Linked DNA regions of Homo sapiens: region 1 is linked to region 2. A link is a contact called in ENCODE Hi-C or POLR2A ChIA-PET data. All regions are on one chromosome and are shown on one strand. The core of a region is the stretch at or near the end of the contact, and the rest is flanking DNA. Distances in the headings are between cores, read along the strand shown. Region 1 overlaps TIMD4 (T cell immunoglobulin and mucin domain containing 4). Region 2 holds the start of HAVCR2 (hepatitis A virus cellular receptor 2).

Evidence for each region. Hi-C counts contacts between places; a loop is a spot of excess contacts on that map. ChIA-PET counts read pairs that join two places held with the same protein, here RNA polymerase II (POLR2A). Pooled maps may share reads with other maps.
Region 1: a loop to region 2 is called in a map with no recorded cell type, with 4 times the contacts of the local background. The contact joins the enhancer-like site here to the promoter of HAVCR2 in region 2. A Hi-C loop is called at or near these places in 2 of 37 single-sample maps with no recorded cell type and 8 of 50 pooled maps. POLR2A ChIA-PET finds 5 or more read pairs at or near these places in 11 of 52 experiments (GM12878, OCI-LY7, Panc1 and 8 more).

Annotation. Positions count from the first base shown.
Region 1 is chr5:156,940,359-156,944,013 of GRCh38, reverse strand. The region is part of intron 5 of TIMD4 (T cell immunoglobulin and mucin domain containing 4); the gene reads left to right. Among named protein-coding and RNA genes, the nearest start is that of TIMD4, 21 kb to the left of the region's middle. Within about 2 kb of position 1,733, at least 2 of the 41 ENCODE cell types and tissues checked have a DNase peak (open chromatin) inside an H3K27ac peak, as active enhancers do; they include GM12878 and OCI-LY7, where a contact is called at or near this core.
Region 2 is chr5:157,107,627-157,111,002 of GRCh38, reverse strand. HAVCR2 (hepatitis A virus cellular receptor 2) reads left to right here and starts at 1,959. Exons shown (of 7, transcript NM_032782.5): 1 at 1,959-2,077. The coding sequence starts at 2,020. RefSeq lists an enhancer at 2,023-2,172.

The DNA of each region.
Region 1 (3,655 bases), core at 484-2,983, 170 kb after region 2:
GTCTCGGCTCACTGCAAGCTTTGCCTCCTGGGTTCAAGCGATTTTCCTGCCTCAGCCTCCTGAGTAACTGGGACTACAGGCACCCACCACCACACCTGGCTAATTTTTTTTTTTTTTTGTATTTTTAGTAGAGACGGGGTTTCACCATATTGGCCAGGCTGGTCTCAAACTCCTGACCTTGTGATCCACCTGCCTTGGCCTCCCAAAGTGCTGGGATTACAGGTGTGAGCCTCTGCACCCAGCTGGGATTAATTTTATTTCTTGCTTGGTAGCAGGAATGTGTGAAATGGCCCCCAGTTTCTCCCAAAAGGCCTCCTCTCTACTGGGTAGGGACTCCAAAGCCAGGGCATAAAAAGCTACATAACTATGCCATTTCCTAAATAAAATCAGGTGGGCTGGGATTAAGTTCCCTACTGATTGTATCTCAGGCTCATGTTCACTGCCTCTATAACATCCCAAATCCCTATCCTTTCTTTCTAGTCCTTTCTTCTCATAGCCTGTTGGGTGGCATTAGGTGGGAGTTGAAAGAGTTGAGTCAGGGAGTGCAAAGGCTCCTGATTATATCCTACCTCTGCCATTTTGTGAGATTTTTGTTTTTCTTGTAGAATCTCAGGTGAGTTATTTGTTCTATCCTTTTCTGAATCTCAGTTTCCTCAAAATGTAAAATGGGGATAACGGTAGTACTTATTGTATAGGGCTGTTAAGTGAGAAAATGCATGAGAAAAATGCCTAGTACATAATTACTGGCTTGTAAATAATAGTCATTAGGAAGAACTTCTATTTTTTTCTTTTCTTTACATCTCTGCTGCTATTCCAGATCACAAACCTTCATTTTCAGGCAGTCCAGCAGGGTAACAAGAGGCCACTTCTGCCAGCTCCCAAATAACTGGCTGTTCCTGATCAGTATATAGATACTTTCCAGTTTTATGATTTTTTTAAACTACTAATCACACTAGGGAAACAGCTGAGGAGTGACAAAATCACAAACCCAGAGAAGTTACAAAAGCTTTTACAATCTCATAGTAGTAATTCTCAGTATTAGAATAAATCTGAGATTCTGAAAGCTTTTCACTGACCTCTGTTTAGATGGCTATGTAGAACTCTCAATTATTGGTTTTATTCCTGTGGGTGAATATCTTTAATTTTCAACTGCCTCTCAGTTGTTTTGTTCTCATGTTGCTCAATCTATTGAGGCTCCACTCTATAATTTAGGCTTGAGAATCAAGTTACAGCTGAAAAAGAGCTGTGGTCCAGTTTGCCATTCTAATGCTTCCAGGTTTGTGTTATTTATTTTACAAAGCAACTCTGTGTACATGTCTTCTAGTTCAATGCTCTCCTCCAATTTTTAGGTGGCTGGTCTGCAGATATCAACCAAAGAAGCCCTACTTAGTGTGGCAAATTCTAATCTCCACTCTCTGGATGCCAGATATAGGGCTCAGAGATGTAGAATGATTTATCCAAGGTCACACAGCTAGACAGAGGGAGAACTGGGACTCACATCCGCATTTCAGGGATTTTAAACTTGTGTCTATGAACTTCCAGGGGATGTAGGGGGGAAGTCTTGTCTGTAGAATGCTGGGAAACTAAGAAGATAGGAAATTGAGACCCAGAGAAGGCCAGGGAATTGAGAGAAGGCTTGTAGTGAGTTAGGAAGAGAGCTAAGGCAAGAGGCCAGTGGTCCTGACCCCGTGCAGAGTTGGTCTTTGTTCCCAGATGGGCAGCCACTGTTTCTCAACAGAGCTTTCTTGAAGGCAGGTTCCTTATTTACATATGAGGTTTCACTTTTCTTGTGCCCCAAATGAATCATTATACCTGTAATCAGCAGGAAGTCAAAAACTGTAGCACAAATTCAAGTTGAATGCACTGAAAAACACACGAGGACTTTGCTGTCAATATTCAAATTGGGAAAAATGAAGATTGCTCTGACAATAACAACATTTTTCTTTCCTTGCGATACTTAACAGTAGTTATTTCTTGGTCCCAGGGACAAGAATATGGGGGAGTGGGTTAGGGATGAGTTTAGAAACATTTTTTTCTATTACTGTATCTTTTTATTTTGCAAAGCCAGTTGAAGCTTCAAGGTCCAAAACAAGCTGGCCTTTCCATGGAGTTAAGGCATGCTCAGAGGGATATGTGGTTGCACATGGAATTTTAAATCTGTACCTTGTAACTCTGGCATTTGGTTTAGATATATGACAGTAGGTAATATATTTGGTTGCACTTTATGTGGCATAGGACATGTAAAAATGAGTAAGTCATGGCCTTCTTCTTTAAAGGGATCACACTTTAGTGGGATGGACAGGCTTGTGCATAACAAACCATCCTTTAGTGAGCTCTGCTTTGAGATAGAGGTAAGAAAAGGCACACTGGGGCCCAAAGATGGAAGAGGTGAAAATGAAAATGAGGACCAGGGTCAGGGCTGATTTTACTCATTGACCTTTGAATTGGTTCTTCAAGGAGAAAATGCTATTAAGGAGGGAAGAGCCAACAGGATGGAAGAACAGCATGAGCAAAGACGGAGAAATGTAATACAAGCATGATGTCTTTGGTGATTATTTAACAGTCTGGTTTAATCCAAAAATAGAGATAGGAAGCTGGTAATGGTCTAGGTTCTTAAGGGGCTTGTATGATCGACTAAAGAATTTATATTTTATTTCAGAGTCATGAGGAATTGTTCATTTTTTTAATTTTTTTTAGTATTTATTGATCATTCTTGGGTGTTTCTCGGAGAGGGGGATTTGGCAGGGTCATAGGACAATAGTGGAGAGAAGGTCAGCAGATAAACATGTGAACAAAGGTCTCTGGTTTTCCTAGGCAGAGGACCCTGCGGCCTTCCGCAGTGTTTGTGTCCCTGGGTACTTGAGATTAGGGAGTGGTGATGACTCTTAACGAGCATGCTGCCTTCAAGCATCTGTTTAACAAAGCACATCTTGCACCGCCCTTAATCCATTTAACCCTGAGTTGACACAGCACATGTTTCAGAGAGCAGGGGCTTGGGGGTAAGGTTATAGATTAACAGCATCCCAAGGCAGAAGAATTTTTCTTAGTAAAGAACAAAATGGAGTCTCCTATGTCTACTTCTTTCTACACAGACACAGTAACAATCTGATCTCTCTTTCTTTTCCCCACATTTCCCCCTTTTCTGTTCAACAAAACCGCCATCGTCATCATGGCCCCTTCTCAATGAGCTGTTGGGTACACCTCCCAGACGGGGCGGCTGCCGGGCGGGGGTGCCCCCTACCTCCCAGATGGGGCAGCCGGGTGGAGACTCTCCTCACTTCCCAGACGGGGCGGCTGCCGGGCGGAGGGGCTCCTCACTTCTCATACGGGGCAGCCGGGCAGAGGCGCTCCTCACCTCCCAGATGGGGTGGTGGCCGGGTAGAGATGCTCCTCACCTCCCAGACGGGGCGGCCGGGCAGAGGCGCTCCTCACATCCCAGACGGGGCGGCGGGGCAGAGGCACTCCCTACATCCCAGATGATGGGCGGCCAGGCAGAGATGCTCCTCACTTCCTAGACGGGGCGGCGGCCGGGAAGAGGCGCTCCTCACTTCCCAGGCTGGGCGGCCGGGCAGAGGGGCTCCTCACATCCCAGACGATGGGCGGCCAGGCAGAGACGCTCCTCACTTCCTAGATGGGGTGGCGGCCGGGCAGAGGC
Region 2 (3,376 bases), core at 710-3,209:
TACTTGGGAGGCTGAGACAGGAGAATTGCTTGAACACAGGAGGCGGAGTTTGCAGTGAGCCGAGATCGCGCCACTGCACTCCAGCCTGGGCGACAGAGCAAGACTCTGTCTCAAAACAAAAACAAAAACAAAACAAAACAAAACACAGAAACTGAGGGCTGATGCTTTTAAGAGCCTTGACCAAGTTCATGCTGCTAATAAAAATAACCCCAGACCCCATATTTAATCTATTCTACCTTATGCTTGAATATGGTCATTTGCTGGTTATTAGTTATGTGGGAAGACAAACATTAAATTAATAAAACATAATTTATAGTGGAAAAAATCTGTCACTTAGGGGGCTTATGCTCTCATTCTAAATCACCAATCATGTGCCTTTCGGCAAATCAATTTTCTGAAGTCTCAGATTCCTTGTCTATAAAATGAGAAATTGGCCGGGCGCGGTGGCTATGCCTGTAAACCCAGCACTTTGGGAGGCCGAGGCGGGTGGATCGCCTGAGGTCGGGAGTTCAAGAACAGCCTGACCAACATGGAGAAACCCCGTCTCTACTAAAAATACAAAATTATCCGGGGTGGTGGCACATGCCTGTAATCCCAGCTACTCAGGAGGCTGAGGCAGGAGAATCACTTGAACCCGGGAGGCAGAGGTTGCAGTGAGCCGAGATCATGCCATTGCACTCCAGCCTGGACAAAAAGAGCGAAACTCCATCTCAAAAAAATAAATAAATAAATAAAAATAAAATAAAATAAAATGAGAAATTGATTATGATCTCTTGAGTAACTGCCACTCTGCAATGCTATGGGAAGTACACACATTGAACAAGTTGCATATTTATATTAAATGCCATTTGTTTATATTGAACAAATTTGGTATTTATACCCAATGCATTTAATGGCATAAATGTGAATGACAAAGAAACTCAGGAAGGCAAGACATAGAGGAAGGCCACTGGCTTTTCAGAAACCACTCAGCCTGTGAGCTCACTTCCCTTTTATAAAAAAAAGCTTTTGCTTTTAAGGTGTCCAGATAAAGGTCACACTCCCAGAGCTGAGGCTACGTGAGTCTAAGCTGTTACCTCAGTTATGGGAGTGTGGCTGGAACTCAACACTTTCTGATCATTCATGGCCAAAGCCTCTTGGGGTAGGGGAGAGGGGGCACCTTGTATGCATGAGATGAAACAGGATACCAAGATCCCCTTAATTCTACTCAGAGTAGAGGAAAGGAACTGTTGCCAAAAGGAACATGTTTTTTCTAAATTGAAGAGTTGGAAGTTTGAAGGTCAAAGTCAGAATATTAGAACAGAGAGCCATGCATGTATTATCTAATACAATTTTCTCATTTTATAAATTATATAAATGAGGAAACTGAGACTCAGCAAGGTTATAGGATACAACCTAATCTGTGTTAGAAGAAGGATGAGAGTGAGGCTTATGCTGGGAGTTGCTATGGTCTGTAAATGTGAGGATAAGGAACATGCCATTCACTGTTGTGTTCCACTTCCTAGTCCAGTGCCTGGTGCAAAGTAGGGGCTTCATAAACTTTGGTCACAGGCCTGATGAAGGGACTGATTTGAGTGAATGAATCCATGGATGATGCATCTGTACTTTGTGTTCCCCGCTAGTCAGATGGACTCGGACATGCTCCATTTCAGGTGTATCTCATCTGAGACATTATTAGAGGGTTCTCTTTATGTGCCATGACTGAGTAGCGTTTTCTTCCACTGAAGTATTGCTTCCTCTTTGTTGATATCACAGGACAGACATCAGAACACTTACAGGATGTGTGTAGTGTGGCATGACAGAGAACTTTGGTTTCCTTTAATGTGACTGTAGACCTGGCAGTGTTACTATAAGAATCACTGGCAATCAGACACCCGGGTGTGCTGAGCTAGCACTCAGTGGGGGCGGCTACTGCTCATGTGATTGTGGAGTAGACAGTTGGAAGAAGTACCCAGTCCATTTGGAGAGTTAAAACTGTGCCTAACAGAGGTGTCCTCTGACTTTTCTTCTGCAAGCTCCATGTTTTCACATCTTCCCTTTGACTGTGTCCTGCTGCTGCTGCTGCTACTACTTACAAGTAAGTCTCGGCATGGATATTTACAATGACATAATGGTGCTGTACAGAGGACAAGGGAGAGATACAAGGATGGCCATTGTAATGTTGTTTGTAATAGCAAAAGCTTGGAAGCAACCTAAATGTCCGTCGATGAGGGAGTGGGTAAATAAATGTGATATAATCATGATACAAACAGTGAGTCTGACAAAACATACTGGTATAGAATGTCTCAAAATTATAATGTTATTAAAGAAAAAAAGTTGCAGAATAATGCATATATTAGGCTTCTATTTGTGTGTGTGCATTGTCGGGGAGCAGGAATATGTGGACATTTCTTAATGTATAAGCTCTAGGAAAAGGAACCAGGGAATGGTAAAGAGTTGGGAGAGTAAGGCATATTTTTCTTTTCTTTTCTTTCCTTTTTTTCTTTTTCTTTTCTTTCTTTTTCTTTTTTTCAATTGAGATGGAGTCTCACTCTATTGCCCAGGCTGGAGTGCAGTGGTGGCACCATTTTGGCTCACTGCAATCTCCGCCTCCCAGGTTCAAGTGATTCTCCTGCCTTAGGCACCGGAGTAGCTGGGATCACAGGCGTGCACCACCACACCCAGCTAATGTTTTTAATTTTTAGTAGAGACAGGGTTTTACCATGTTGGTCAGGCTGGTCTCAAACTCATGGCCTCAAGTAATCTGCCCATCTCAGCCTCCCAAAGTGCTGGGATTACAGGCGTGACCCACCGTGTGCCCGGCCACTTTTTCATACACCTTTGATAGTGTTTGAATGTTTTTACTGTAGTTGAGTCATATGAAAACAAAGGGGACATAAAAAATCAAAAGAAAATATATAATGAATGTTTTATCATATATAAAATATATATAGTTTTTTTTTAATGGAATTAACTTTGTCATTTGAGGAAAATGAGGAGACAAGTCTCAATCATTTTAGGAGATTTGTTTGCCAAAGTTAAGGAGGCACCTGAGAGACAGGTCTATGACTTTCTCAGAAGATGATTTTGAGGGCTCCAGATTTAAAGGGGACAAGGTGGGATATTGAGAAGCACTCAGTTTTCACATAAAAAAGGGGGGGGGGCAGAGGAAAAATATGGGGAATCTGCATTTTACATTAGATAACACAGACAAAATGGGGTAGGGAAACAATCAGATAACGCATTTGTGTCTGGCCAGGGTGACCGCACCGGTAAAGATGAGCTATCAATCTGCATTGCACAGCTGACCAGGAATTTCCTTGTGGGCAAAATATGGGGGAGGTATGCAGCCTTTCATCCTGTAGCCATCTTATTCAGGAATCAAAAAGAGGAGGCA